Linked DNA regions of Mus musculus: all the other regions are linked to region 4. A link is a loop called in an ENCODE intact Hi-C map of the cell type or tissue named here. Cell type or tissue: heart. All regions are shown on one strand.

Region 1 (4,000 bases), 560 kb before region 4:
AATGAATAAGGTGAAAATATTTCAAAGTCCAACCGCTTAATGTTAGACCTCATAAACCTTCATCACTCTGATGAACCATCAGTCAGAATTAATACTTCCAAGTTGATCACTAGCCTACTACAGTTTTACTAGCAGCTTTCTTAAAACAAGGTTGTTAAGCTGTAGTTTTCACTTTTAGCTTATCTTCTTCGACTTATACTTTAAAAAGAGTTAAAACTTCAATTGTTTTAATTTCTACGTAAGGAAATCAAAAGAGAGACACGTTTGCTTGGGAGACAAAAAAAAAAAGTTTAAAAGAAATGTTAAGGAATATTTGTTTCAATAAAATGATTTTTAAGGAAAATTTCCAAGTTCCTTCATTTACAAAAAAAAACAAAAACAAAAAACAAAATCTTTAATTTTTTATTACAGTCCATACTGCTTTTTAGTTCGCATCTGACACTGCAGCACACATTTCTAAAAGAAAAGGAGGGAGAAGAAAGTAAAGTCAGGGAACCTGCCAGCTGGAGGCAATGGGACTATCAAATGGTTTCAGTCCAAGTAAAGACAGACTTTGAAGAGATGCTCAAAGGACATACCAATAGGAACCGATAGGACACAGACCTGGAAGCTCTTCTAAGTTTGGTGCTAGCTGTGGTCTCTGGCCCAGGTCTGAGCAGTGAGCTCCCTCTTAGGCTCTGCCCAGTTGCTCCTGCGTTCTAGAGGGAGGAACTAGGAATTCTGAAACAGACAAACCTGATTTTTCAGTGAAAATGTTGAGAGGACACACAAAGGAACATCTGAAGGTTTTTAATCACACCATTTGAATTCTGGGTGCTTATGTCTTTTTAATTGTTTTAAGGGGGAAGGCTAACTCAGCAACACATTACAACACATTATAAAACCATTTGAAAAATGAACAGTAAATCACTGGAGATTATAATAAAACATGTAAAGTAGCCATTCATTTATTGCAATTAGAAGCTAGCTATAAACATTAAAACATTCAGCATAATTTATATCACATGGTGGTCAACGGTTGTGATACTGAAGCCATATTTTCTGGGCTCAAATTCTTGCTGTGATGAGCTAGCTTTCCAATTCGCTTACTTAGATTCCTATTTCATATGTTCTGAAGGTTTGCTAGACAGAAGCCTAGCATGTTTAATGTCAATACTAGATGTTTAGTGTCAATTTATTAAAATTACCAGTGAAACCTGCCATTAGTTTTCAATGCATGAAACTTCAACTGGCTTGTGCTTATTTTGACCATGATCATATAAAAACAAGCACTTCAAGTGCAAATATCAAAGTTCTATTTCACTACTCAGTTTAGACAAAACCATTGATAATTTTAATACAGAAGTCACACTTGGCTTTCTTCACCCTAATATATTCCTACCAAATGTAGGAAAATCTTTTTGAGTCAATAAAAAATGTTCCTCAGAAAGTACCCTATAGTGAACCTAAAAAAGAAATGGAGCTTGCACAATCAGTGTGTTTTTTTTTTTTTTGTTACGTTTATGGCCACTAAAAACCAGACCGGGTTGAATTTTCACTGATTCAAAGCTAAACTAACCCTTTGCATGGCTAGTGCCAACACATACATATTTAGCAGCGACTCTTTTTAGAGGAATGAGGGTAACACTGTTGATACTGTTTTATGAGTACAAGATTACTAAACGTCTTCAACGGTTAAACAAAAAGCCAAACTTCATCCAGGGCATACATGCCTTTTGTTTTGTTTTTGTGTGTGTCCACGTGGGGGAGTACGTCTATAGCTGTGTATGGACTGAGCTTGAGGCAGAGTATCAGTGGGATGTCATTCTCAAAGGCTGTTCACCTTTTTTAACCTACCTTTATTTTCACCAGATATTATCAAACAGGAAAAAAAAATCTTATTAACATGCCTGATTTTACTTTTTGCGACAATGACTTACTGACTCTGGAGTCACTTTCAAATTTGTCTAGGCTGCTGGATAGAGAGCACCCTTTTCCCTCATCCTGTCTGCTCCTCTCAAGCACTACTATTAAAGGCCATTTAATCTTTAAATTAAAGGGGATTTGCTTGGCTTTTTATGTGGGTGCTGGGGAATTCCAGGCAAGCACTTCATAACCAAGCTATCTCAGGCCCTGAGCATATTTAAAGAAACTGTATTTCAATGCATAAAAATATAATCAATTAAAAGCCTCAAAAGCCAATGATAAACTTCAAGTGAGCATTTTTTTATCGCTAATGTCTTTTGCCCCCAATATTTTGTGTATGTTTTATGTTTCAAGCTTTACAGCTCAAATACTCATAATATCACTTCGTAAAACTGTGAACGGTAGTTTATGCCCCAGTACAAATTTCATTTTATTTTTGCAGAATTTTATCTTTCCTTAAATCCGAAGAAACATCTCTGAAATACCTGCTAGATTTGCAGGCTATCCTGGATCCTGACCAGGTGCCTTCTTGAAGCCACAGGGTTAAATATTGGACAATAGTTCTCTTTTCTAGGCACAAGAACCAGTTTCAGACCTAGGAGCGACAGCTCTAAACTGGGGGGCGGGGTGAGGGGACCTTGAGTCACCTCAGCCCGAGGACTCACAGACCTCTCTGCACAGACTCCCACAGACGCTTAGTGTCTGCAAAACCAAGACTCGGGGGTGGGCAATGAAAATCCCTACCTAGTTAGTGCCTGCTCCTATCACAGTTTCCATACAAAAAAAAAAAAATTAATTAAATTAAAAATGCGCCACACTACCTCAGACAGACACTCGCTGCGCCACTGCGGAAGGCGCCAAGCAACCCACTCAGCCCCCAACGCGGCCTCAGGGACCCGCCCACCGCCTGACAGATAGCCAATCACCTGCCTGCGCCTGAGACGGCGCAATGACGCCTACCGACGCACGCGTGATGACGGACGCGGCGTCACCGTCTCCAAGGAACGGTCTGGGGCACCGCTTTCAAAGTCGCAGGGCGGGCCGAGTGGACTCCGCGGCCGCTCCTGCTTTCCCGCGGCCCTGGCGTCGCCCCTCAGCCGGCGGGGACGCTGCCGCCCAGCCAGGCGCGTCGCAGGGTCATCCTCCCGCGCGGTCTGACGGGAACTCGGCGCCCTCCGGCCGCGCGCGGCTCCGCGGCCCTTCTCGTCCGGCCGGGTCCGGCCGAGCGCGGAACGGAGTCTGAGGCGCGTCGCCTGGGTTCCGCGGAGCGGCGGGCCGGGCTGCGCCGCCGCGTGAGTGGGATGCTGATGTCTCCGCGCCAGGGCTCGGCTGCCCCTGCGACCCCTTAGCTTTTTGTTTGCCCTCACAGCGGGAGGCTGCTTTTTTGTTGTTGTTCGATTGCTTGCTTGTTTGAGAAATACCTTCTTTCCCCCCTGCGAGGAATCGATAAACGTGATGAAAACTCCAAACTAAAATATCGAAATGGCCACAGAAATCGACTTACTGAGAGACCAAAGTAAGCGCGCTCTGTTCCCTGATGGAAAATTCATCTGTAAGGTGCAGTGTCGCTATCGTTGACCTACTAATGTGTTGTGAATGCTGGTCGGGTCCCAGCGTGAAAAATGTTAAAAACTTAAAAAGAAGTGCTCTGCACAAAATGCTTGGTGATGTACATGAGGCTATGTATGTACTTAACGAAGCTGAGACGCTAGTAAATACTTGTAGAATATTCCTTGAGCGTGCACTGGAGTCGGCCAGGCACGAAATAGATTTGTAATGCAATGCGTCTGTTGTGCTCGAAGAAACTGGAGGGCTGATGGCCAGGAAGAGTTTCCAAGCCTGCAGGTTAGGACCTCCAGGCATTGCTCAGGTCGTTAGTTTAAAAGATGTTGACCTATGTTTCATTACGTGCCAGGTGCTATACATGTAGCTGATGTAAGGAGATTCTTGTTCTCCAAGCATGTAGCTGGCAGAAGGAGATACATAAATACCAAAAATACACTGAAGCAGCAGCAACTGCCGACTCGTTTGCATCAGATTCCAAGTAGTTGATGGAATTATTGAGCAAACATTGAAATAGCATCTACTAACATGG
Region 2 (4,000 bases), 190 kb before region 4:
GGAAGTTTGTGAGGTCACTGGGTAATGACAAGGTCAAAGAGCTCAATGGTTGCCGATTAGCTAGGTCACACAGAGGATCTAATACAGCTGCTGCAGTCCTCTGTGGCTGTGGAGAAAAGTTGAGAAAATACCATGGTGGGGCAGAGCGACACTGTCTCAATGCCACTACAGTTTGCTTTTACCCTCCGGCCAGTTTTCTTGCAGGTCCAGCCTTCCTCTCCTAAGAGGCCATATTCTATGCTCATGAGCCCCGTGCCGCTAATCACTCTGGGGTCAACATGATGAAGGCATCCAGTAAAGATTTTTCTCAGCCAGGCGTGGTGGCGCACGCCTTTAATCCCAGCACTCAGGAGGCAGAGGCAGGCGGATTTCTGAGTTCGAGGCCAGCCTGGTCTACAAAGTGAGTTCCAGGACAGCCAGGGCTATACAGAGAAACCCTGTCTCGAAAAACCAAAAAAAAAAAAAAAAAAGATTTTTCTCCTTGATAAGAATTTATAAATGATGGGAGCTGTGCTTGGTGTGCATGAAGCAAGCTGGACATGGTACGAAATGCAATTCCAGTATCTAAGGGTTGGGGTGGGGCAAAAGGATTGAAATTCAAGGTCATCCTTGGTTGCTTGAGATTCTGTCTCAAAGAAATAAACAAGCAGGAAGAATAGAAGAACATTATAGACGTGGTCCTGTGTACTGGAGGCTTTCCAAGGAGATATCTGGCTGGGCCAGGTGCGAGGGTTCAGGTGAAGGGGAGAGAATGCGAGCAGGGAGGGGGAAATCACCTCCACCGAGCCCTGCTTCTGTTGCTCCTAGATGCTGCACCTGTTGCTCTGGGCAGAGTCAGCTGGGGGATGAGCCAGTGGGAGACTGACTAGCCAATGAGGGATGTGGGGGGTAGGGGAGGTGGAGGGATAACGAGAGGAGGGTGATGGTGGGGGGTGGGTGCTGGGTAGTGGGGTGGTGGTGGTGGTGGTGGTGGTGGGAGCTTCTGGTGGCTCTTTCAGGAGAGCAGGTCTCTTCCCTGGTGGTGGTGTTGCAGCTTTTATGGCAGAAGCTCTCAGATGACAAAGTAATTCTCGAACACCTTTATTTCTTCTGGATAGGATCCTTATATACAGTTTTGGGCTGGGTCAGAGAATGACAGTAGGTGCTTCCTATTGGCTTGGTCTGAGAGGTTGGGGATACCTCATCTACATGTGGGAGGGCTTGGAGTGCTGCCCCTATGTGACTGATGGCCACAAACCTCTCTATAGGGGGCTGTAGGGAGCTGTGGCTACCTGACAGGGGCCTGGTTCTGGGAGCAGGCAAAGCTCCTACCGTCCCTTCAGGGTCCCCCGGACTTCAAGCCTTAGCTCCACCTTACCAGGATTCCTCTCACAGCCCACCGCCCCACTTATAGATGAGAAGATGTGCACATACTAGTATATGGCATCTTACTCGGGTAAATAACAGCCCTAGGGGTTGGGAAGAGATCTGTGCAGATATGATTAAATTTGAGGACTTGAGTTGGGACAGTCTCTTACAGAGCCCAGGTAGGCACTAAAGCAAGCTCAAGTTAGTGTCTCTAACGAAGAGGAGAACTCATGGTCTAAACAAGATCATAGACCCTCAGTGGAAAGACAGATGGTGATTAGAAAGATGCAGCTACAGATCCAGGATGCTGGAACCATCAAACATTGGGAGACAAGGACCCAGCCTTTCTGCAGAACCTTCAGTGGGTGTAGAACCCCATCAACACCTTTATTTCACCTCAGTGACGCTGACTTCAGCCTCTTGGAGAATAAGTCCCTGTTGTTCTAAGTACCAAGTCTGTGCTAATTGTTTCAGAATCTATAAATGATCAAATCTGACCCAGCTGGGAAAGATGCAATGGCTGGAGTTGCTACAGCTGTCTTGAAACCAAGATGGAACAAGCCTGAGGATTAAATCCGACATCCTGGATGAAACAGAGCAAAAAGACCTGTTGAACTAGTCAATTATCACACGGCCCTTCAATTTACCATGTACTATAATAATAAATGTCCCTTTGTTAGGTCCTGGCAGTTGGACACTATGTGACTTACTGCCAAAAGCATTCTAATTGATAAAGCTTGTCCCAAAGGGTGGGAAACCTATGACTCAGGACAGCACTGAAGACATTGGAGGGGACTTGACCCACTTTCCAAACACAAAGAGAACATCTACTGAGTGGCTCTCTTTTGACTGTGGAAACGATGTGAAAAGTGGGGGAACTTGGACTTAGTTAATTATGCAACAGGCTGTTCGGGGTGGGGCGCTGTGGAGGCTTCAGAAGGACTAGGTGGATCTGCACAGAGTGTTATTGTGATAAGATTGTACAATGCACGGACTGAGTTGGGACTAGGAAGGCTCACTCTTTGGACAGTGACCAAAGAAAATAGGTATGAAGCTTGATGGTTTAAACAGCCCCAAGGCTGCCAGGAAAACCCTTTCATAGATGCCAGGCCTAAAGTGGTTTTCAACTTTAGTCCTCACCCAGCAATGTGCTGTTCGTTAAGCACCCACGTCAGATTCCCAATGCAGTAGATCTTGATAGGATCTGTAGTCTATGTGTGCAATGGCTATCTGGAGTGGGTTAGCTGCAGCTGATTCATGGCTATGTTTGAGGTACAGTGTCTAGAGCAGCCACTCTCTATTTTTTTATACCAAAATCTATAGTAAATATATATCATTAATGTAAACCACATATAAATACCCAAATGTCTCTCTCTCTCTCTCCTTTTTCTTTCACACACACAGAATCATATATATAGTTACATGTGCATGCACTCACATACACACACACACACACACACACACACACACACTAGAATAGCCTGTGTGGAAGGGTTTAGGTACAATATTGGAATGTACATGTGTCCCATTAATCAGATTCCAGCAATCAGGTGTCAGTCACATTGCCAGCTCTAAAGGGGCTGAGAAGTGGAAGCTCCCACAGGCATTGGGAACACAGACTCTCTACATTAAACAGATAATGTGTGCATTTAACTGGAACTAAGTTTCATAAAGTAACACTCTCACGATATCCAACATCATCTGATGCTCTCCTATTTTTCTATTTTTCTATTTTTCTACTCACCCTCTTGCAGTTGGGAAGGGGGTGGACATTTGTTCACAGGAGTGAGAAATCCATAGTGGGGGGGATTCTGCCTTCTCTGCTTGTTCAGTACCATCACAAGGAGTAAGTGGCCAATGTCTTGTTCTCTGACCTGTGGTTGTAAAGCAGAGGCAAGAAGGAAAGGTCACAGGACTCTTCCTTAGCAGTGGGGACAGGACGTGGCTGTCAAGAGTCTGGAGGTGAAACTCACTACAAGGGCCAAAGAAGGACCGGAAGACTGGACACTATTGACAAAGGGACTCCACTTTGCCCTTGCACTTGAACAAGACACGTAGCCTTCCTCAGATGTGCTCACCTGGCCAGCCTGGAGACCAGAAATAGAGCACTGCATGTTCACACACGTTTTGCTTTGCTTTCTTCTTGACATTGACTGGATAACTGTCTGTTGGGTAGTGGTTCTTGTCTCCATTTGTTGTTATATAGCACAATACCAGAAACAGGATGATTCACGAAATACACAGATTTATTTCTCACATTCCATGGGACTGTGTACTAACAATAGGGATTGTGGGTGCACATGCAGGTTGAGAGCCCTCAGCCTAAATCAAAGCAAGGTCAACCAAAGGCAAGACTTCCAGCCAATGGCAGCAGGAAACCCTCTGATAAGGCTGTGTGTTTTCCTCAGGAGCTCTGCTGGCCTAGTCATCCCGTCAACACCTTCCTCTTAACACTATGACACCAACAGGGAAGTGGAAAGATCACAGCCTGAAGGACTCTTAAAGCGTGGCTCCTCCCCAGGCCTGAACCTTCACCCTCTCCTCTGTCCCAGACATCCCTAAGGGAAAGACAGAAGGCATGTTGTTGAAGGAAGAGGAAGTGAGAAGAGAGGAGGCTATGGTTCAGTTGGTAGAGAGCTTAGCTAGCCTGCAG
Region 3 (4,000 bases), 410 kb before region 4:
CAGCACACGCTGAGGACCACAAGGGACACCTCTGAATTCTCACCTTCCAAAAAGACTGAGGGAGAACTTTGGGCTGTTGCCATTCCTTTATTCTAAGCGCCAGAGCCCATGGTCCATGAACATATGGCCCCAGACAATTCCTCTACCACCACCCCCTTACAAGCTGTGAGCACGGGAGAATTCCACCTCACCCTAGCCAGACTAGGGACAGCACAAAAGGAGCAAATCAGCTCGGGCCAGGAGCCCAGCAGAGGCTCTGTGGTCACAGTCCTGCCACGTCTGGTTTTGACCACATACATTCACACCAACAGGATGCCCAGAGTTTATACGTTATTCACCCTGGAACTGACAGGAAGAACTTATCTGTGTGACAGAGATGGGCAGACAAACTGGATGTATTTCTCCTGCTTGAGCAAGAACAGGTATCAAGTGAAACGCTCCAGTCTATCTATTATGAAGTCATTTCATCCTGCCTTGGCACGGCTTCCTAGACTGACAGCCTGCCGGTGCTGGCCAAAAGGGACCATCCCCATCCTGTGCGCCCTGAGACCCGCTTCACAGGCCATGACCCTCATCTGAAGAAGCAGGTGACTCCTGGTGGTCACCTATGCCTGTCTAGCCATAGTATACTATCATATAATTTGAACAGAGATCCCAAAATGATGGTAATCAAACCAATCAAGTGTCTAAGGAGTTAAGGGCCAAGAAGTGAATTTAGTCCATACTCATCCATGGTAAGAGAGGCTATTTCACACAGCAAGGAGCCAGCCAGATGCTGGCAGAGCTATCGGGCACTCCATCCTCATATGCAAAAGTGGGGAAAAAAGGTACCAACTCGACACAGCCTGTCCCAAAGGAAGATCGAGGACATGTTGGGAGAGGTGAGCGACACGGCAGGAGATCAAGAGGAAACACCAGCGTCTGCAAAGAGCCTGTCCACAGCTCAAATTCCTCATCGGACACTGTCAGCTCCTAAAATACAATCAGCCACTGCCCGAAGCACCAAGGCCACCACGGCTCCCACTAAGCCACTCAGTGAAGTGACATAGAATGCAGAGAGAAACAGACAGTAACATCAGACTTCGCCTAGTCGGTCATTCCCAAAAACATCTTGGACCTTCTCTTCTCCAGTAAGAGGGCTCACCCCCTGCGATAATGTGCTAAATTCAGAGGCCACTGCCCTCTGACTCACCGCCCTCAGCGCCTGAACAGTTTCTACATTTCTGCCTCTTGTGAGGCCTCATGTTACTACAGCGCTAACTCTCAGCTTCTATGCCTGCAGGGAGGAGAGCAGAGAAGCACGCGTCTATCCAGGGTGCCTACCTGGCCACAGGCTGTGGGATGGTCCCTGGGCTCACAGGCACCTGGACCCCTTTCTCCCACTCCTGTCTCCAGGGATCAGCCAGCACGTAGTAGTCATCCGGGTTCAGCTGGTAGGAGTCATGCAACTTCATGGCAGTGATCAGGTCGGTCCTAAACACCTGGGGAGACGAGAAAGGGACAGTGGCACAGGCATTCATTTCAGAGCACTGGCAGCTGCAAGGGCACCATGGAGCTGCCCATAACAAGGTCACGGTATCAACAGAGTAAGAGTGCCCTGTTACAGAAACCCTTCACTCCACCCGACACTCCTTCCCCTCGCCCAGGACTGAAGTGGGCTCCAGCTCCTTCAGCCGACACAAGCAGAGGGTGCAGTGATTGTATCGACTCAACATAACTGTTGCACAAAACACAACCGCTCCCCTCTCCAAGACCTCTCAATTCACCAAGGGCTGCTGAACACAGGCTCTTGGAAATCCTTCAGGGAATGACAAGCCACTACGGAGAGCTCTCTTTCGAGCCCATGTTTTAAAACAAAACTTCATTAGCCAATTAACCTCAAGGCAGAATCTAGAACCACCCGGTAGAGGTCACTATCTTCTAAACTAACTGCTAAAGAAGCGGCCAATCTCCTGAAGTGCTAGCACATGGGGCAGGCGGGTGGTGAGAGCAAGGTCCACTTTGGCTGACAGCAGGCAGAAATGCAGGCCTGCAAACATCTAGGAGTGGAACACTAGAGCCCTGTTGTCCCACGTCACAGGATGCCGTCAGCCCTGGAAGCAAGTTTCTGTGGAAAGACAGAACCAACCCTGTTTTCACTGCCATCAAGACTCAGCTTGTGCCCACCTTCTAAGAAAGCACCCTAACTCATCACAGACAGCAAAGATAAGCAAACTGTGGGGAGGCAGCACCCCTGACTCATGGGCCCTTGCCATCCGAATCGACGAGGCTGACTGACCGTACAGCACCCTGTCTGGCAGCCAGGGCCACACAGCTGCTTCCCTCTCCGGCCTTGTCCTCAGCCCACTGCCATGTGAGGATGTGTGTACCAGGAAGCCCTGCCATGTATCACGAGCAGCATGCGCCTGGATCCAGATGCTCTGCTCAGTGTACAGAGCCACAGAGATGCAATGCACTCCCTCACTCGGGACAGGAAGCGCTTTCTTGTGCTGCTAAGCACGGGTCACAGTATACACCTGTTGGCTTTTCAGACTGGTGTTCTCTTTAATAAACTTCATCTTATGAAAGTACGGGGTAGGGTCTGAATTAAAAGGCCGCTTCTCTCGCTGTCATTGTCAATACTGGTCTTGTGCCAGGATGCCACTCTTAACATCTACAGTCCCATTAAGCAACAGACTGACTGTGTCCCTTCTGCAAAGATCTCACCATGAGACAAAAGCCCCTGATCATAAGCCTACAGCAACCCAACCCCAAGGAAAAGGGCTTTGAGGTCAAAGTTGTGAGTCCACACCAAGCAAATCAGGTAAAAGAGAGCCCAGCTAAGCTGTACAAGAAAACACGCAAATTTGCCAAAGAAAGGAAGGCAGACTGAGGAAGGAGATGAGAAAAGGCAGCTCCATTCCTACAGACCTGGGAGAGGCTCTGGCCCAAAGCTCAGTGCCAAGTAGACACCAAGGGCAGGGGTGACGGCTACCCGAGTGCTTTACGTACAAAGCACTTTGCACTCAGAAGATTTGACACAGACCAGGCAAGGACAGGGTGTGGTGCCTGCTGCTCAGAGGGCTCCAATCCCACTCCCAGGCTGAAGTAACAGCAGTATAGTATGGACACCAGAAAGGTGTAGTAGCAGTTAAGAGCTGACTCAGGACTTAACAGCAGAGTAAAATACAGGTGCAGAGACGTTCCGATGTCACAAAAAAATAAAGTGCGCACTGTAGGTCAAAACAGACACCAGGCCAGCAGCACTGGCCACAGCAGCCGTCCGTGAGTGTTTGCTGGAACAGGTCTCTTAAGTGCTTTCTGGCAGGGGATGTTACTCCATCTCCAGGAAACTCCTCCGCTCCTAGACAAGGCACTCTCCAGCTATATGGGGGCAGCATGGGAAGGGACTCTGAGAAACACCTGTCGCTGTGTGACCACCACACCACAAGCCAACTGAGCTCATCCCACAAACAGTGCAATGCCAGAACAACTTTCCCACAGCTTTCCCTGAGAACCCGACAGGCTGAGACACCTGGGTCTCAATGCCCGGCGCCTCGGAATGGCCGCAGAGAAAGCAGGTCTCAGGACAACGGGGCCCCTAAGCAACCGAGGCTGGCGGGAGACAGATGCCTCTAAAAATGATTTTAGCAGGGAAATGAACAACGAAACGTAGGGCATCAGGGAAACATAAAATGTGAAAACAAATTGGGAAAGACGGGGAAAGCCTTAAGCATAACGAAACTCCCAGAGTCACATTGGCTTGTTGCCAAATAAGCCACAGATCCATGGCTAAAACTAACTTGAGGCTGGCAGTGACTTGGCAGCAGCTGAACCCGCTCATGTCCTGGCCAGAGGAAAACTTGTTGGGAGCCAGCGAAGACGGAACAGGAAAGGAAAAAAAGAATACAATTAATAATAATAGCTAACATTCACTGCGCATGATATACGTGTAACATGCTTTGCGTGTTCGAGCCTATATGTATTAATTAGCTCACTTCTTCCTGCAACAAGGCACACA
Region 4 (4,000 bases):
GATTAAGATCTGTAGAGTAGTGATAATACATAGTAACATCACGGAAAAGTGAGAGCCGGCTTCTGACATGGGAATCGTGAACAGAGCCACACATGTGGCCAAAACCGTCTTATAATGGTGAGCACAGTTGATGCTGACGGATCGGACCACACGTTTGGCTCTGGGCTTTCTAGCAGCTGCTTTGAAGAAGAGAAAACAGTCACTTGCATCAATCACCAGGTCCACGAGATGAAAGTGCAGGAACAAAAAAAAAAAATGACTGTTTTCCTTTACGATGGCCAAATGAGAAGAGGACACAGGGACAATGAACGAAGCATCCTGTAACAGTTCCAAGAGCAAGCCTCGCGTGCTGTGACTTAGAGTGACTGACATTGACAGTTTTGCATCTAAAGCCAAGTCTGCATGTAAGCTAAACAGGGACACTACTGTCCAGTTTGACCAGTGAGGTGCTTGAGGTTCGGAGTGTTAGCTGACTTGCCCATCCACACCCATGAAGCTCACACTGGGATTTATGCAGCACCACCTGACCCAAAAGACTGAAACTCTCTGCATTCCTCACGCAGTGCCAACCCACATAACATGAGGAATCTCCCCCATCCATAGTTCCTCTCCTCAACCTTCTCGTGTACACACATTTCCCATTCAAAACCTTGGAAAACGGAACTCTGAGGAAGCAAAAGTATAAGCCTTCATTATAAGAGAAGAGACCCCCGCCCCCCTTAGCTTTGGGATGCCCTCTGTTCTAGCATCCATGCAGTCTAAGTGTTGGTTGAAGCAGAACGAGAGCTGGTGAGTTCCAGCTTGCAGAAGCAGCTGCCCCTGTGGGTGGTACCAAGAGCCCCGGGTCTTCCCGGCTGGTCTCCCACAGCTGGCAGGTGATGTCATCTCTGGCAGGGAAAGGTGCTCATGGGAAGAGGAACAGAAAGGCCTGTGGGAGGGCAGACGGGGTCATGCTGAAGGGGCTCGGGGGCAAACCCAAGGATCAGGGATTCATTTCTCATACTCAGCAGCCCATAGCCAGGGCAGTAAGCCAAGGAGCCCACATGTGGGGCAGGAAGAGCTAGCTAGGAGCACAGAGCTTTCCAAAGATGTGTTTGCACCCCCATCCCAGACCTACTGAATAAGGATCCCAGGTCAAGCTGACCTCAGATGGCTCAGAGAGGCAGAAACCTAAAACCTGTATCAAGATCAGCTCTTCACACTCTGTAGTATTTATTAAAACCTCTTAAACATCAGACTCCGGGCTAGCCACAGATGAGAGAGATAAACACAGACAAGACCTGGTTCTTAAGTGCACAGTTCACCAGAGGAGACAGAAGTGAAGAACTATACACAGAAACACACATAAAATTACTGACGTTTTCTCGTGCCCAAGCTGTCTACCACAGCTGCATCAGCTGAATTCCCCAGCTCCTGAGAAACTCAGTGCTATCCATCAAAAGGAGCGGTGTTCAGTAAGGCAGAACCTGAAAGGAGGAAAGCGCCCTCTGGTGGCCCTCTGAGTAGTGGCAACTGCAAGAGCCCCAGTTCTACTACAGTTAGTGGACCATGGCTCCAGGTTGGTGGCCAAAGTCTCAGAGTAGCCAGGAGCGGAGAGGATTTTGCTTTGCTTGAAGTGGCAGGTCAGTCCCACTCTTCCTTGTGTCTTTTGGTTTGGGGGTCATGTATCTGAACAGCTGTCACCGTTCTCATCTGTGCTATCACGTGACCGGTTCTGAAGCCAGGCTTCGCTCTAAGTCCCTGAAACTCTAGCACGGGGAAGACACAGCAGAGAAGCACTCAGCACACATATGGCTGAGAAGCAAACTAGCGGTGCTATCCCAACCCGCCCAGCTGTGCCCCGCTTTTTTATTTTTTGTAGGATCTTGGGAGCAGGACAAATAATCACACTCCCTAAGTCTCTGAAAATAAACGAGTTCTTAAAATATTTAAATATAATCTATGTCCTTCCTAAGAGTCTCTGTGAAAATAATATTCATAAGGGGTAAACTTTGTGCTTGGAGCTAAGCCTGGTATGGCTTAATTTGCAATAGAATAACATGTAAATTTATGATAATAAACTATATTATTTAAATGAAATTATAAAAATAAGAGTAACTCACTCATATTCAGTTTTCATGAATGCTGACACCTCTTGAAGAACATGGCAGCACGATTTGTATTCGGGCCTGGGTTGGAGCGTGATCCACGGGAATCCGGGAATGTTGGCTGGAAGCATGGACACAAGGAGCCCAGGCAAATCTCCTCCTTGTGGTATATTCAGCATTTCCTGCACATCCTGACCCAAGAAGCCATGAAAGAATCCACTCAGCACAGGCACCTGTGTTATGGGGCTGACACAATCACTCAGCAGCAGTTGTCGGAGGCTGTCAGGGATGCAGGATGTATCGAGAGGAAGCAGAAAGAGAGGACGTCTGAGGGTATGATGGGGGGCTTCGGGAGAGCGGGTAGAAAAAAGCACAAGGAAAAGCATCAAGAGCTGTTTGCAGCAGCTGCTTACTGTATGAAAACGTAAACAAACCAGCCAGCAGTGTCCAAAGGAAGCTTGCATTTTGAGACATCTTGATTCTGCCTCTAACTGAAGCTTGTGACATTCCTTCCTGAATGAAGAAATAACAGAGACTATGAAGTACATCTGCCAACGATGTAATACATCTGAGCTGGAAGACAGCAGCAACACACAAGCGAAGAGATGGTTGGCTGAATCACTCATCACTGGGCAGCCTGGTCCCTCACTGGATTCCACCTGAGGAGAGCCAAGAGTCGCTCTGTCCATGAGATCTGGCTGAGCCCAGGGTGTCAACCCAGCACCTGTGTCTGGGAGGTACTTGCCAGGGGCTGACAGTGGCCAGGGAAATGGCTGCAGTCACCTCCAGATGACAGACAACTCGGTCCTCATCATTCCTAATTTTGGACTGTGCCTTTGAGGCTCTCTGGCGGCGATAAGCCTGCCTGACTCCAGGCACCATCCTGGCAAAGTCTACCAGAGAGAAGGCGGCTACAAATAACAGTGCTAGCCGTGGAGTCAGCCACTGAAGGGTTGAAATTCTATGCTTGTCAGTTAATAGTCGTGCCTCCATGAGCACCAGTTTCTCTGTTAAAATGCCAATTTTAAGACGTTTATCTGAGTAGAGGAGGATAGGGTAGTATATGTGTGAGCTTGCTATCAGAGGTCTGTCACTGTGAGCTTCCTAGGACTCCTCTCTTCCCTAAACCTGAAGTCATTAAATGGTAACCCTGAGCAACTCTGTATCGTTTGCTTCTGCATATCATGGGCCAATGTTTAAACATATTTTATTATTACATCTTTAAGAATCCCATGCATTCATTCAATGTAAACTCCTTAGTGTTCCCCTTAGCTCCTTCTAGATTCACCCCCAACCCTCTCCCAACCTCATGACCTCTTTTTTAAAATCTGTGCTGTCCTGTCAGGGCAGTAGTGGTGCACACTTCTAATCCCAGCAAGAGGGAAGCAGAGGCAGATGTCTGTGAGTCTGAGGCCAGCCTGGTCTACAGAGTTCCAGGGGAGCCAAGGCTACACAAAGGAACCCTATCTCAAAAAAACAAACAAAGCAACTAAAAAACAAAAAATGTGCAGCCTGATAATCACGGATATGGGACCATCCAGCCATCCAGTGGAGCATGGGGGATCCATCAGGAGCCACACTCTTGGAGAAAACCGACTCTCTCTCCTCGAGATGCTATCAACTACAGTAGTTCCTCAACTAGGGGTTGGGTGGGGGCTCATGTGGCCCCTCCTCACTTCTGGCTAGAGGATAGACTAACCTCGTCTTCTATAGGTCCTATGCTGTGAATTCGTGGGTGCAGAGGATGGAGCGTTTTTAATTTCTGTTTTTATTATGTCTTATTTAGTCCTTCATCTGGTCTATTAGGAAGTGCATTAAATTTTAAAGGAGGCTTTTTACATCCACTAAGCATTTTGACCTTTTCTGGAGCAATAGTTACTAATCACCCTGCTGTGTGTCCAGGCCTCAGGCTC
Region 5 (4,000 bases), 490 kb before region 4:
GATAGACTTCTGGATATGACACAGCTGCTACAAGAACTCATAGCCACTGTGGTTGCCTTTACAAGACATACAGGAGATCAAGCCAGTTAAAAAAAATCTAGCATGGGAGACCATGCCAAGAGAGACCCTAACAGTGTGGGGAAGACCAGAAACCAGAGGCCAGATGGCCCAGAGAGCTATGATAGTACCAAACATGACCAGAAAAAACAAACAAACAAACAAAGACAATATAGACAGTAGCCTAGCATAATAGTCATCAGTGAGGCTTCAACCAGCAACTGATAGAAACAGATGCAGAGACCTATAGCCAATCCTTAGGTGGAGCTCTGGGAATCCTGCTGAAGAAGGGAGGAAAGGATTTTGAGAACCAGAGGGGTCAAGGATATCACATGAAAAACCACAGAATCAACAAACCTGAACTTGCAAGGGTTCACAGAGACTAAAACGACAATCAAAAGCCTGCATTGGCCTTACCTAGGCTCTCAGTATATATGTTACAGTTATGCGGCTTGTTGTTTTTGTTGGATTCCTAAGAGGGAGCAGAAGCTGTTTCTGACACTTTTGTCTGCTTTTGGAACCCTTGTCCTCCTAATGGATTGCCTTGTCCTGCCTTTATATAAAGGGAAGTGCCTAATCTTACTGCAGCTCAATATACCACATTTGGTTGATCCTCCTGGGAGGCCTGCCCTTTTCTGAAGGGAAATGGAGGTGTGACATTTGGTATCCGCGAAGAGAGATTGACTTTTCTTTTAGGGGAGGCCATTGGAAGGTTTGCCACATCCCAGGAAATGATCCTACACATATTTCCATATAGGAAGCACTAATTGTATTTAGTTGGGGGGTGGGCAGATGAAATTAGGCATTAGATGGAAAACCTATTGAGGGAGGGAGGAAAGAGAGCTGGAGAAAGGCAATGAGGGATCCATATGGCCAGGATACATTGTATACATCTATGAAATTTTCACAAAATTAAAGACACCAAAACCCAAAGAGATCATCACACAATTAGAATCAAAATATCTTGTCTCAGTTCTGCTGCTCTTTTTATTATCTTAGTCAAAAGCTGACCATGGTATGATTTTGTTCAGAATACCCATTGTAAAATCTACTTTTATAGAACTATAGCAAGGTTTAAATGAGAAATACATGTAAAAATAACAAGCATACTACCATCATATAGTGATGTTTAGTAAACTTCATATGTCCTTTCTTCCCTTTAAAAATATTTAACTTTCATATTGTGGTTATTAATTTCTAGATTGTGTGTAGCAATTGAAGAAGCCGATGTACTAAAAACAGGGAAATCAAATTTGGAAAAGCAAATCAAAGAACTACAAGCAAAATGTAGTGAATCAGAAAATGAGAAATATGAGGCTATTTCAAGAGCCAGAGATAGCATGCAGCTCTTAGAAGAAGCTAACATTAAACAAAATCAGGTAAGAAAACATGGAAGCATGTTTATAAAATAGTAAGATCCCCACAGGCCCCACAGGCCCTAACAATGAAAGGATCAGCAGCTACTGAATAAATGTAGGAAACAAATGACACTTCCCTTTACCAGATAATTATGCTGTATTTTAAATGGTAAAAGTAATATCATAAAATATGCTAGCATGTCAGTCATTATCAAAAATAGTATGTAAGTATTAGACTTTGTTTGGTTGTTTGTTTGGTTGTTTGTTTTGTTTGGGGGGAGTTTTGTTTTGTTTTTTAAAAATATGTTTATTATGTATAGTATTCTGTGTGCATATATGCCTGCATGCCAGAAGAGGGCACCAGATCTCCTTACAGATGGTCATAAGCTACCATGTGGTTGCTGAGAATTGAACTGAAGACCTCTTAACCTCTTGACCTCTTAACTATCTTAATCTCTGAGCCATCTCTCCAGCCCTTTTGTGTGGGGCTGTCATTTTATTTATTTACATTTCAAAGGTTGTTTCCTTTCCCAATCCCCACCACCACCACCCCCACAAGCTCCCCATCCCATCATCCCTCCTCCCTGCTTCTATGAGGGTGCTCCCCCAAGCACTTACCTCACCACCCTGGCATTCCCCTACACTGGGGCATGAAGTCTTCATAGGACCAAGGGCCTCCCCTCCCATTGATGCCAGACAAGGCCATCCTCTGCTCCATATGCAGCTGGAGCCACGGGTCCCTCCATACTCTTTGGTTGGTGGTTTAGTCCCTGGGAGCTCTGGGAGATCTGGTTAGTTGATACTGTTGTTCTTCCTATAGGGTTGCCACCCCCTTTAGCTCCTTCAGTCTTGTCTCTAACTCCTCCATTGGGGTCCTCAGGTGAGCCAATGGTTGGCTGTGAGTTTCTGTATCTATCTTAGTCAGGTGCTGGCAGAGCTACGGCCCCTAGTATCAGACTTGTTATGTCCCCATACCTTGAGTCACTATTCTGCATCCTCTGTTCCATCATAGTAGTTTGCTAGAGTGTACTCAATTAGGTGAGTCCTAGTCATGCTTATTTAGTTTTTACCTGCACAGTCTCCTCATCAAGCAGAAGCTTAATTGGCAGAGTTAAAGGTACAAAAGATTAGATGGATTCTTCAACTCATGCCTTTTTTTTCAACCCTTTAACCATTGTGATTTCTATACTATCTTAGACCATGCTGTCTTGAGCTGTTTCCATTTGAATGGGTATAATCTATAAAAGACAGAGAGTAGATAATTTTTTAATGTTACAACCCTTTTTTGTAGAATTCACTATAGCAATAATGCATATACCAGAATTTATATACTATAAAATATGTGCAGAATACTCCAGTAGGAAATGCATGGGTATAAAGAAAATACCACATGTTATTTAGATTTTTCAAAAGAGATACTTAAAAGGTAAAACGTGTAAATTAGATTTTACTAACCTAGTAAAACTCTTGGTGAGGTGCCAAATGCCTGCAATTCCAGATGTGTACCAGGAGGATAGTGAAGTTAAGACCAGTGGACTCTATATAGTAAGACCCTGATTCAAAAAAAGAAAAAGAAAGGAAGAAAGGAGTTATCTCTTCAAATCCAAACTGGAATGCCTGAAGAGTTTATGCCTTTCCCCTAATGTTCCCATCTGTGCCTTGAATTCTGTCTCTCTACTCTTGGAACAGTTGAAATGTATACACTAGGTCTTAAGATATAGCTCAGTAGCAGAATATTTGCCTAGCACATGTGAGTCCTTGGATTTAACGTTAGTACCACCAAAAGTAAACTGTATTATACCCACAGTATACATATTATGCTTGTAAATTGTTCAAAACAACACAAGTTAGCAGAAAATTTAAAACCAGGACAAAGTTATTTGTCTTTCCCCTCAGCTGCATAGTTGTATAAACACTTATCACATGTTATGTGGCGTATGCTGAAGAAAAGTACCACTGCCTGTCTCTCTCTTCAGTCCTAAGGCAGCAAATCCTTCAGAAGCAGCCTATGGCTATTATACTAATTTCCCTCTTGACTCATTTCTTAATTGTTAGAGGATTTCCATCTTATAGTTGTTTGTTCAAAACCAAGGATTCTCTTCCTCTTTTTTAACACTTTACCGTTTTTGATTTATGTATATGGGTATTTTGCCTACATGTATTTCTGTGCAATATGGGTGTACAATGCACAGAGTCCAGAAGAAGGGCATAAGATCCTCTAGAACTGGACTTACAGATAGTTGTTAGGTACAATGTGGATGCTGGAAACCAACCCTTGGCCTTCTTCAAGAGCATCAAATACTCTTAACCTATAAGCCTTTTAAGGATTCACATAGTCTGATAACAAGCAGTCTATAGCCCTATTCCTCATTATCTCATGTACTTCAAAGTTATTAAGTCATAATAGCTGTTCAGACTCACAATCTTTTTTTTTAATTCTATACACATAATATTTTAATCATATCCATTCTTATTCCCCTCCTCCAACTCTCCCAAATATCCCTTACCAACCTCATGTCCTACTTCAGCTCTGTTCTTTTGTCAGAGAAGCTTCTTTTTGCAGTGGACAACAATTAATACAGAGC
Region 6 (4,000 bases), 420 kb before region 4:
CACACAAGCGCCCACCGGCTGCTGGGAATGTGAGACACTTTTGTGATGGGCTCCATCTTCTCAGGGCTGCCAATGCTTACCTAAAGATCCAAAATAGCCAGATGGGCATGACACGGATAATCAGAGTCGTAACACAGACCTGAGGGCTAGCCCCAGGGCCCAGCTCTGGACTAGCAGCAGCAGAGCCCAGAGATCAGCCCCCATTGATACCAGCTTGCCAGTCTTTATAGACCTCTCTACAAGTTTTCACTTCTTTCAAGTATCTGATAGCAAAAACATCTATCTTATCGTAACAAGGCTAGGGGCTGGAGAGATGGCTCAGAGGTTAAGAGCACTGGCTGTTCTTCCAGAGGTCCTGAGTTCAATTCCCAGTAACCACATGATGGCTCACAACCATCTGTAATGGGATCTGATGCCCTCTACTGGTGTGTCTCAAGACAGCTACAGTACATCATATATATCAAATAAATAAAATCTTTTTTAAAAAAAGACTTTAGATTGACAAGAATTTTTAAGGACTAAAAACCCATTGTAAACATATTTAAATAATAGAATGAGCAAAGAGATAAACTATATTTAATAGTATTACATCAGAACACATAACTATATTAAAAGTAAAAATCTAGCAAGATAAATATGGAATAATGAACTGCAAACTGGTTAATATTAAACCAAAAGATCCAGTGAAACTCCCATGTAAATCATACCCAGGCAATTTTCCTCTGGAGGGAAAAAAAATGCAGCAAATCACACACCAAAAATACTGGAATTTAAATGACAAATGATATTCTCATCACAAGCCATGCAAATTAAATTAGTTAAGGTCTGGGACTGGAAATAAATTAGAGCAGACCTGAAATTAACAAGGTGGAAGCCGAGGAAGAATTTAAATAAAGCTCACAGAAGTGTGACCTAGGGCACTGTGGTACTGCACTCGGAGTTTGGCAAACACAAACTGGCAGGGACAGTAGCATGGCTACCCTCAGGACAGAGCCGTGAAGGTGCCAGGCCTGGCCTGTGAGTGCTGTCATCTACGTGAGGGTTTCCAGAAATGGAAAAGTGGGGCTATTTGTGGACACCAGGCCACTGCTGCCTCCAGGAAGCCCCTCCACAGACCCGCTCTGCTCAGGATCAGCTTGGGGACAGAGGGGACCCAGCAGCTCTACTGCTGCCTGTGAGTCACTCACTCCCACCTACCCAACCCCAGCAGGAAACCAGGACTGTCTCAATTAAGATGCTATCAGAAAGCAGGCTTACCTCAGGGATCCACAGGGCACAGCTGACGTGGACCCACTTGGTTCCGCTGCGGGTCGGCTTCATAGCTCCGCCTTTCTTGGGACACAGCAAACATTTTGGCTGAACTCCCAGGGCACATGTACGACATAGCCAACTGCCCTCTGGCACCTTGAGGATCCCATAGCAAGCCTGTAAGGCCACAACTTTGTTATTTATGTGTATGGGTGTCTTGCCTCTATATATCACTGTGCCACACACTGTGTAATGCCCACAGAGGCCAAAAGAGGGTGCTGGATCCCCTAGAACTGGAGTAATGGCCTGCTGTAAGCAGCCAATGTGGGATCTAGGAATCAAGCCTTTGTTCTCTTGAAGGGCGGTCAGCAAGTCTTACGAGGCATCGCCCAGCCCCTATTTGTGAACTGAAAAACAATCTAGAAGGATTTTCACAGAGCCACACCAAAGTAGACATGCCCATATCCACCTAACTGTGATCCTGACCCTCGAGGAAATATGCCAGCCCACCTCCAAGCACCCATGTGCCTGAGCTCCAAAGACACGCCACATGTGTCTTCAGCACAGGAAGTCCCAAGAACTTGACAAGAGGGATCCTAAAATAACGAGTGTTGCTGTGGTGCGGAAGAGACCCAGCCATAAGACAGTTCCAACCACTGAGCAGCCAATGCTCCAACCTGGCTGCAGGCTTCAAGAGGGTACAACAGACCTCTCTCTGCTTTCATGATGGGCGTGACACGGAACGAAGGCAAAACAAAGCACCAAAGCCAAGGTGATAGTGGCTGGGCAACCATTCGCTGCTCAAGCTGGACACACTCCTCCTACTGGAGTCCAACAGAGTTCATGCGAACAGACAGCCGCAGAAGAGCGAGACATTTCAAAATGAGAGTTTGGTTTCTTTCGCTGATGTTTAAAAACAAAGCCTGTTTTGCACAAGTTGGCAAAATTACACAAGACAACCCAAACTGCAGAAATTAAGGCTTTTACAACTGAAATCATTATGCTGGTTTAAAGAAAGAAAAAGCAAATGTTTCAATAAGGGGAGTAAATAAACAAACCCATGGTAGTACCGGGAGTGTGCTCAGACAGCCCTTTAAAACCCAGACAGTTCACAACGTTATCCTTAAATGAACTGCAAGTCGGAAGTCACAGGAACCTGGCTCTATTTCTCCAGGCAGAAACAGCACAGCCACCATGAAATCCGAACGCCCAGGACACAAGAAGGAAAACACAAGGATGAGAGCGGAGCTCAGCAAAGAAACAGTAACACCGCAGTCCTGAGAGCTCCGCGCGGCCACGAATGAGCAGTGGTCAACAAGTCTACCAGCAAAGCAGTGTTCTTACAGATCTCAACAGTAGTAGGAGGGCTTCAAACGCCATGGCGTTCTAGAGCTCCCTTTGAAGCGAGGATCTCGTTTACTGGAAAGGCACATCTACACTAATCAAGTATGCCTTAAAGACAAGCCATGAAGAATCTCACGGAAAGTAAAATAAAGTGAGCGTGAAGTGTCGAGAGCAGAAGAAGCGGAAGTCATCAGGGCCAACTCTGCCACCCACATGCTAAGGTGTTGGCACACAGCCCTGATGGCAGCTTACAGACTTCTGAAGCACAGAGCACAACTGGATTTCAAGCAGAAATCTCGTAACAGCAAATGTCAGAAGACTTCAGGGTCACTAGGTCAATGAGAGGCAGCAGCAACAGTGGCAGTCGTGTGGCCTCCCATCACACACACCTCCACAGGGACTCCAGGGCAAGACGCCCTCTGGACCACAAAGCCCAGATACAAAACAGGTCCGTCTCAGGGTTCCCTGTGAAGATGAGCTGAGACGGGGCCACCGCTGGTGAAGCCATGGAGTTTTCTAAAGCCCTAGAGGTGAATTATAGAGAAAGGGGTAACCCAGATCTCTGAGTGTGGCAGTGAGTATGTGTGATCTCAGCACTCAGCGGCAGAGGCAGGAGGATTATCTCAGTTGGAGGCTATCCTGGCCTATACACTGAGATACAGGCAGCCAGGGCTATTTTAAAGAACAATAATAAAACACAGAGCTCAGGTCACACAAGCAACTTTCCACTTTCTCCGAGAGTCACTGATGGCCTCACAGAAAAGTACGTCAGGACAGTTTTCTAAATCACAAAACTGCCTGGTACACATGTCCCCACGCAAATCCACATCACTTGACCACCACATTCAAAGTCAAATACAGAACTCGACAGACAGACAGCTGTGTGGTTAAAGGCACTTGCTGCCCTTCAAGGACCCCAGTGTGGCTCACAGCACCTATATCAGATATCTCACAACCTATATGCCCAGCTGAGGGGATCCAACTTTCACTTCCTCCAGCATTCACACAGACAGACAGATAGACAGACACACACACCACCACAAAGTAATAATAAATCTGTTAAGTTACATGAGGGGTAAAAGGCCCCTGTATCTATGCTTAAGCTTTCTAAATTACCTTCACTAAAAGACAACAGCAAGCCCCCACCAAGGTGGGTCTACTGCCACCTTGAAATAATGCTCACGAAAAGGGAGTCAGAGACGGCTCAGCAGTTAAGAGCACTGACTACTCAGAGTTCCCAGCACAGGCAGTGTCTTACAGCCATCGCAGAGCTCCAATTCCAGCGGAGACCCCTGACGTGCTCTTCTGACCTCTGGGCACCAGTCGTTCTAGGTGGTGCACAGACATACACATGCACAATATTCATACACAGAACTAACCAAAATCTAAGACGAAAAGTCAAAGGGGT
Region 7 (4,000 bases), 140 kb after region 4:
TGCTTGGGTTCTGGCAACACCCCGAGATATGCAGGACTTTGTAGATGAAGGACAGTCACTTAGCACGAGGCGCCTGAACTCCACAGATGAGCAGTTTCACAATGGCAGCTGCTAGCGTCTTACCTTCAAACTGCAGTAGTCTGCTAATTTTTGTGGAGTGTTCTCAAAGTCCATACCTTAGATTATACTTAGGGACAGGCAACTGTAAACCAATTTAGACATTAACCATTACAGGTCTGAGATATCTACGTTTTAATAAAAATCAAATACCTTTTAAAACACTATGGGTGTGTGTGTGTGTGTGTGTGTGTGCGCGTGCATGAGTGTTTGGGGGTGGGTGCTGTGGCTATGCAGAGGCTGCACTGGTTAGATTCAAGTCCAGCTTATTCTATACAATGAGGCCCTGTCTCAAACAAACAAAACAACCATTTTGAAAAACAGATTGTCCATAGCCTCAGAATCACCTGGAAAAATCAAAACGCAATGGCACGTTCTGGCTTAGAACTTACTGCAGCAATATGTGTTGTTAGAAAGCATTCTATCAGCCAACTCTTTCTTCATTGGCCAAGAGAAAAGAAGTTATTGGAAGCAGGGCTGCTGATGTAGGGAAGAGTAGAGGATTCATTTGCCTAGAGAGAGAGGCTCTGGATCAATCCTTGATACCATATTTAAAAAAAAAATTAAAAGCCAAACTGGCAAACAGTAAAAGGCTACAGATGATTCTTTTTAAAAAGTATTTTATTCTTATTACTGTGCACATGTGTGCAGGTAACCACAGAAGCCAGAGCTGGAGATCCAAGCAGCCGTGAAATGCCTGATGTGGGGTCTGAAGGACTCAAACTGTTTATCTGTTCGCGTAGCTTCCACTCCCAACCAGTCATCCGCAGGCCAGCATGGTTCTTAATTAAGCCTGAAACAAATTCTTCATACCTTAATGCCAGAAAAAATATTATTTCTGAATAGTCTGTTATAAAAATGGTCATTTTTGGTTTATCTTTTTTTTTGGGGGGGGGGGGGGTGGAGAGTCTATTCTTTTCTAACCATTATGTCCCAGAGGACTTATCTAAGTCCTAGACATGTCTGCATCAGAAGCCACTAATTGGACAAAATACAGTCTTACCAATGAGCACTTGGCCTTGATTTCCTGCTTCAGGATTGTAGCCCTAGTAGCCTTCACCTGCCTAGCTGCCTAGCTGTGCGATAATGCGATACATGTCATAAGAGAATGCTTTACTATTAGGTTCCTCATGTCCCGGGCAGGACCTCTTTTCCAATGATTTAACTATATAATCTGTGTTGGCCAGGCATGTAAACAAAAATTTAATGTTTTCTCTATCATCCAATGAAATAGCTCAGTCTAATTTACTAATAACAGGGATATATGTATGAATATTAGTAATTCAAGCCATTGATATAATTTTATATCACCACAAGATGGAGTAAGAGTTCAACACACACACACCAAACACACACACACACACACACACACACACACACACACACACACAGACACACACTCCTATGTCACAAGTCCATAGCTCTGACATGTCCTATTCTGCCATCTAGTGGTTATACAATTGGCTATTATTCTACTGGATCTGTCTCCCATGAAAGAATAGAATAACTGAGTTTCTAGGGCCTAAGGAATTAGTTGCAGGAAAAGATGGAGCACACACAAAAAGTGGTAACATCACAGCATGACAGCAAGAGGCTAAGAAAATGCCAGAAATGCCGAGGTGTCAGCTCTCAAAACAAGTTCAGAAAAATCAAAATCAAAGCTACACCAGACACGGTGGTCCACAGTGATCATATCAGTAGAGGAAGATCAGGAGGCAAAGATCAGGAGGCAAGGCCGTCTTCAGCTACACAACCTGCTGGACCCCACGCCTGTCCCAGGAAAGGAAGGGCAGGATCTCCAGGGACTTAAATTGTGGATCTGATCACTTAAGATTCATAGTCAGTTTATAGTATTTTCTTTTCATCAAACGCCAATTTCTTTACTGCTAAAGTTTTACATTTAGAATTAAGGGGGGCATAATTTTTAACTTTTATCAAAAAAATGTACTTGGGGCTGGAGAGATGGCTCAGCAGTTAAGAACACTGGCTGCTCTTCCAGAGAACCTGGGTTCAATTCCCAGCAACCACATGGCACCTCACAACCATCTGTAACTCCAGTTTCAGGGATCTGCCATCTTCAGACATACTTGCAGGCAAAACACCAAAGAGCAGAAAATAAAAATAAATAAATGGCTTAAAAATGTACTTAAACATAAGATCAGACAGCACGGGGTCAATATTGTTGGTGAGGTAAATGCCAAATAAATTAATCAATGAATATAAACATTCCCCCTAAGGACAAGAAGAGACACGACCAAGCAATCTACAAAGAATACAATCAACAGACAGAGCAAGTTCTCACTCAGTAACCTGAGCAAGATGGCAATAGGCCAGCAAGACAGTTCACAAAGTAAAGGCCCTGCCAGCCAACCCCGATGACCTGAGTTCAATCCCCCCGACCCACACTGTGAGGACAAGTGCCTTCTGCGAGTTGTCCTTTGACCTCCACGTGTTCACTGTGGCATGTGTCCCAAAAGTGTAAAAAATGATTACAGGACAAGAAGATGAAAACAATCCAAACCCCCCCCCCCATTTTAATGGAGAGGAAAACTTGTAACTGCTGCTCACAAGGATGGAAGGAAGCACATACCACTGAGCCCCGATATCCAGCTGACACTTTGAATGTAAACCTCTGGAGATGGGACACTGTGTAACTAATGAAGGTTACCATATAAAAATGTAACAGTCATTACAAGGCAACAGCTCTGAGTAAAAACCAGCACTTTAAAATTCCGTATGTGTAGCATAATACCAATTTTGTTTCTTTCTTTAAAAAAAAAAGGTTATTTTCTTTTTCGAGCTTTTCTGAATTTCTCAAAGTACATGTATATGCAAAATAAACTATGTATTATAAACTGACTGCACCTCCATAGATAATAATACATCATTACCTGAACAAAATTACTGGCTTAGAAAACCCCCACTTACGTCTACAAGACCGCAGCTTGTTTGGCACCCTTCCCCCCCTTTTTTTTTGGGGGGGGATACTTAAAGTTGCTTTCTAAAGTTAAAACTTCAAAACTGTCACATTAGTAGACATTATAAACTGTGTTATTAGTATGCATGACAACCTAATGAAAAATTGTTTATGAATCAACAACCCTTTCTCAAAAGATTGGCTATCTCTGTCTTTTTCCTTATGTTTTCCTTCCTTTCCTGCTTCTCTCCCGTTCTCCCACTTTCCCTTTTCTGTTAGGGATGCAGTCCGGGCCTCACAGTGCTATGCAAGCTTTTGCTTCAGCGACATCACTGTATCTATGTACTTTAGGTTTATTTTTCCCCCAGTGGTGAGGATTGAACTCAGGGCCTGATAAATGCCTGGTAAGTGCTCTTCCACTGAGTTACATCCTCAGGAAATATTTTAATATGTAACTTATAAGAACAAGATAACCTCTCCAGTCTCCTCAAAAAAGACGATAATCAATGCCGTCATTGAGACTGGGTATTTCTGCTCGTGCGATAAAGTACTTCTGAATCATGCTGTGCTCAGTACAAATGAACCTACGAACTTCGTCACTGGAACTTCATTAATGAAACATAATGACAACTGAGCCTAGTAGAATTCAAACACGACAGCATTGTGAATAGAGCATGAATAAAGTTTAAAAGTTGATTCAGATGATTCAAAATAATTTATTTTTTAAATTCCACAAAACTAAAACTATTATTTATTTACATCAGTTACAATAGCACTAAGAATTAAAAATCAATTTATTACATCACTTGAAAACAATTATGAGTATAGGACAAGACAAAGAGAAACGAAATGGAAACACTAGGTGACCAGTGTGTGACTGAAACACCCACATGCACATGTAAACAGCAAGCACATTCAAAACAAATTCATTTATTTACACAACTATTCCAGTAAAACGCAGTTTTC

What was found. Peaks named below come from ENCODE experiments on the same cell type or tissue, not always from the same donor. Only the 100,000 strongest peaks of a DNase experiment are listed, where the experiment ranks them.
Region 1: it touches region 4 in a loop (2.3-fold over the local background); 4 of 42 quality-filtered maps call a loop at or near these places.
Region 2: it touches region 4 in a loop (2.4-fold over the local background); 3 of 42 quality-filtered maps call a loop at or near these places.
Region 3: a loop joins it to region 4, with 2.9 times the contacts of the local background. A loop is called at or near these places in 15 of 42 quality-filtered maps.
Region 5: a loop joins it to region 4, with 4 times the contacts of the local background. A loop is called at or near these places in 3 of 42 quality-filtered maps.
Region 6: it touches region 4 in a loop (4-fold over the local background); 15 of 42 quality-filtered maps call a loop at or near these places.
Region 7: a loop joins it to region 4, with 3 times the contacts of the local background. A loop is called at or near these places in 5 of 42 quality-filtered maps.

What each region holds. Positions count from the first base shown.
Region 1 is chr3:41,741,416-41,745,415 of GRCm38, reverse strand. Sclt1 (sodium channel and clathrin linker 1) reads left to right here and starts at 2,902. Exons shown (of 21, transcript NM_001081411.1): 1 at 2,902-3,421. The coding sequence starts at 3,388. D3Ertd751e (DNA segment, Chr 3, ERATO Doi 751, expressed) reads right to left here and starts at 2,798. Exons shown (of 6, transcript NM_001099785.1): 1 at 2,727-2,798. In heart, CTCF peaks have their summits at 1,744 and 2,730; a DNase peak (open chromatin) is centred at 2,845; H3K4me3 peaks cover 2,135 bases; H3K27ac peaks cover 1,939 bases.
Region 2 is chr3:41,366,838-41,370,837 of GRCm38, reverse strand. 1700052H01Rik (a long non-coding RNA gene) reads right to left here. Exons shown (of 3, transcript XR_867184.1): 2 at 3,092-3,221; 3 at 1,199-1,930. Among named protein-coding and RNA genes, the nearest start is that of 1700052H01Rik, 13 kb to the right of the region's middle. In heart, no CTCF peak of the experiment used is centred here; DNase peaks (open chromatin) are centred at 2,237 and 3,797; H3K27ac peaks cover 761 bases.
Region 3 is chr3:41,589,164-41,593,163 of GRCm38, reverse strand. It overlaps Jade1 (jade family PHD finger 1), which reads right to left. Exons shown (of 11, transcript NM_001130184.1): 4 at 1,324-1,481. Among named protein-coding and RNA genes, the nearest start is that of Jade1, 35 kb to the right of the region's middle. In heart, a CTCF peak has its summit at 1,905; a DNase peak (open chromatin) is centred at 1,983; H3K27ac peaks cover 355 bases.
Region 4 is chr3:41,179,966-41,183,965 of GRCm38, reverse strand. No RefSeq gene overlaps it. Among named protein-coding and RNA genes, the nearest start is that of Gm40038, 8.5 kb to the right of the region's middle. In heart, no CTCF peak of the experiment used is centred here; DNase peaks (open chromatin) are centred at 1,505 and 2,865; H3K27ac peaks cover 1,890 bases.
Region 5 is chr3:41,672,764-41,676,763 of GRCm38, reverse strand. It overlaps Sclt1 (sodium channel and clathrin linker 1), which reads left to right. Exons shown (of 21, transcript NM_001081411.1): 12 at 1,259-1,436. Among named protein-coding and RNA genes, the nearest start is that of Sclt1, 68 kb to the left of the region's middle. In heart, a CTCF peak has its summit at 1,760 (motif pointing right); no DNase peak of the experiment used is centred here.
Region 6 is chr3:41,597,447-41,601,446 of GRCm38, reverse strand. It overlaps Jade1 (jade family PHD finger 1), which reads right to left. Exons shown (of 11, transcript NM_001130184.1): 7 at 1,258-1,425; 8 at 1-80. Among named protein-coding and RNA genes, the nearest start is that of Jade1, 44 kb to the right of the region's middle. In heart, CTCF peaks have their summits at 416 (motif pointing left) and 1,509 (motif pointing right); DNase peaks (open chromatin) are centred at 1,036, 1,426 and 1,986; H3K27ac peaks cover 1,266 bases.
Region 7 is chr3:41,039,938-41,043,937 of GRCm38, reverse strand. It overlaps a transcript of Larp1b not described here. Among named protein-coding and RNA genes, the nearest start is that of Gm42437, 15 kb to the right of the region's middle. In heart, a CTCF peak has its summit at 1,600 (motif pointing left); no DNase peak of the experiment used is centred here; H3K27ac peaks cover 32 bases.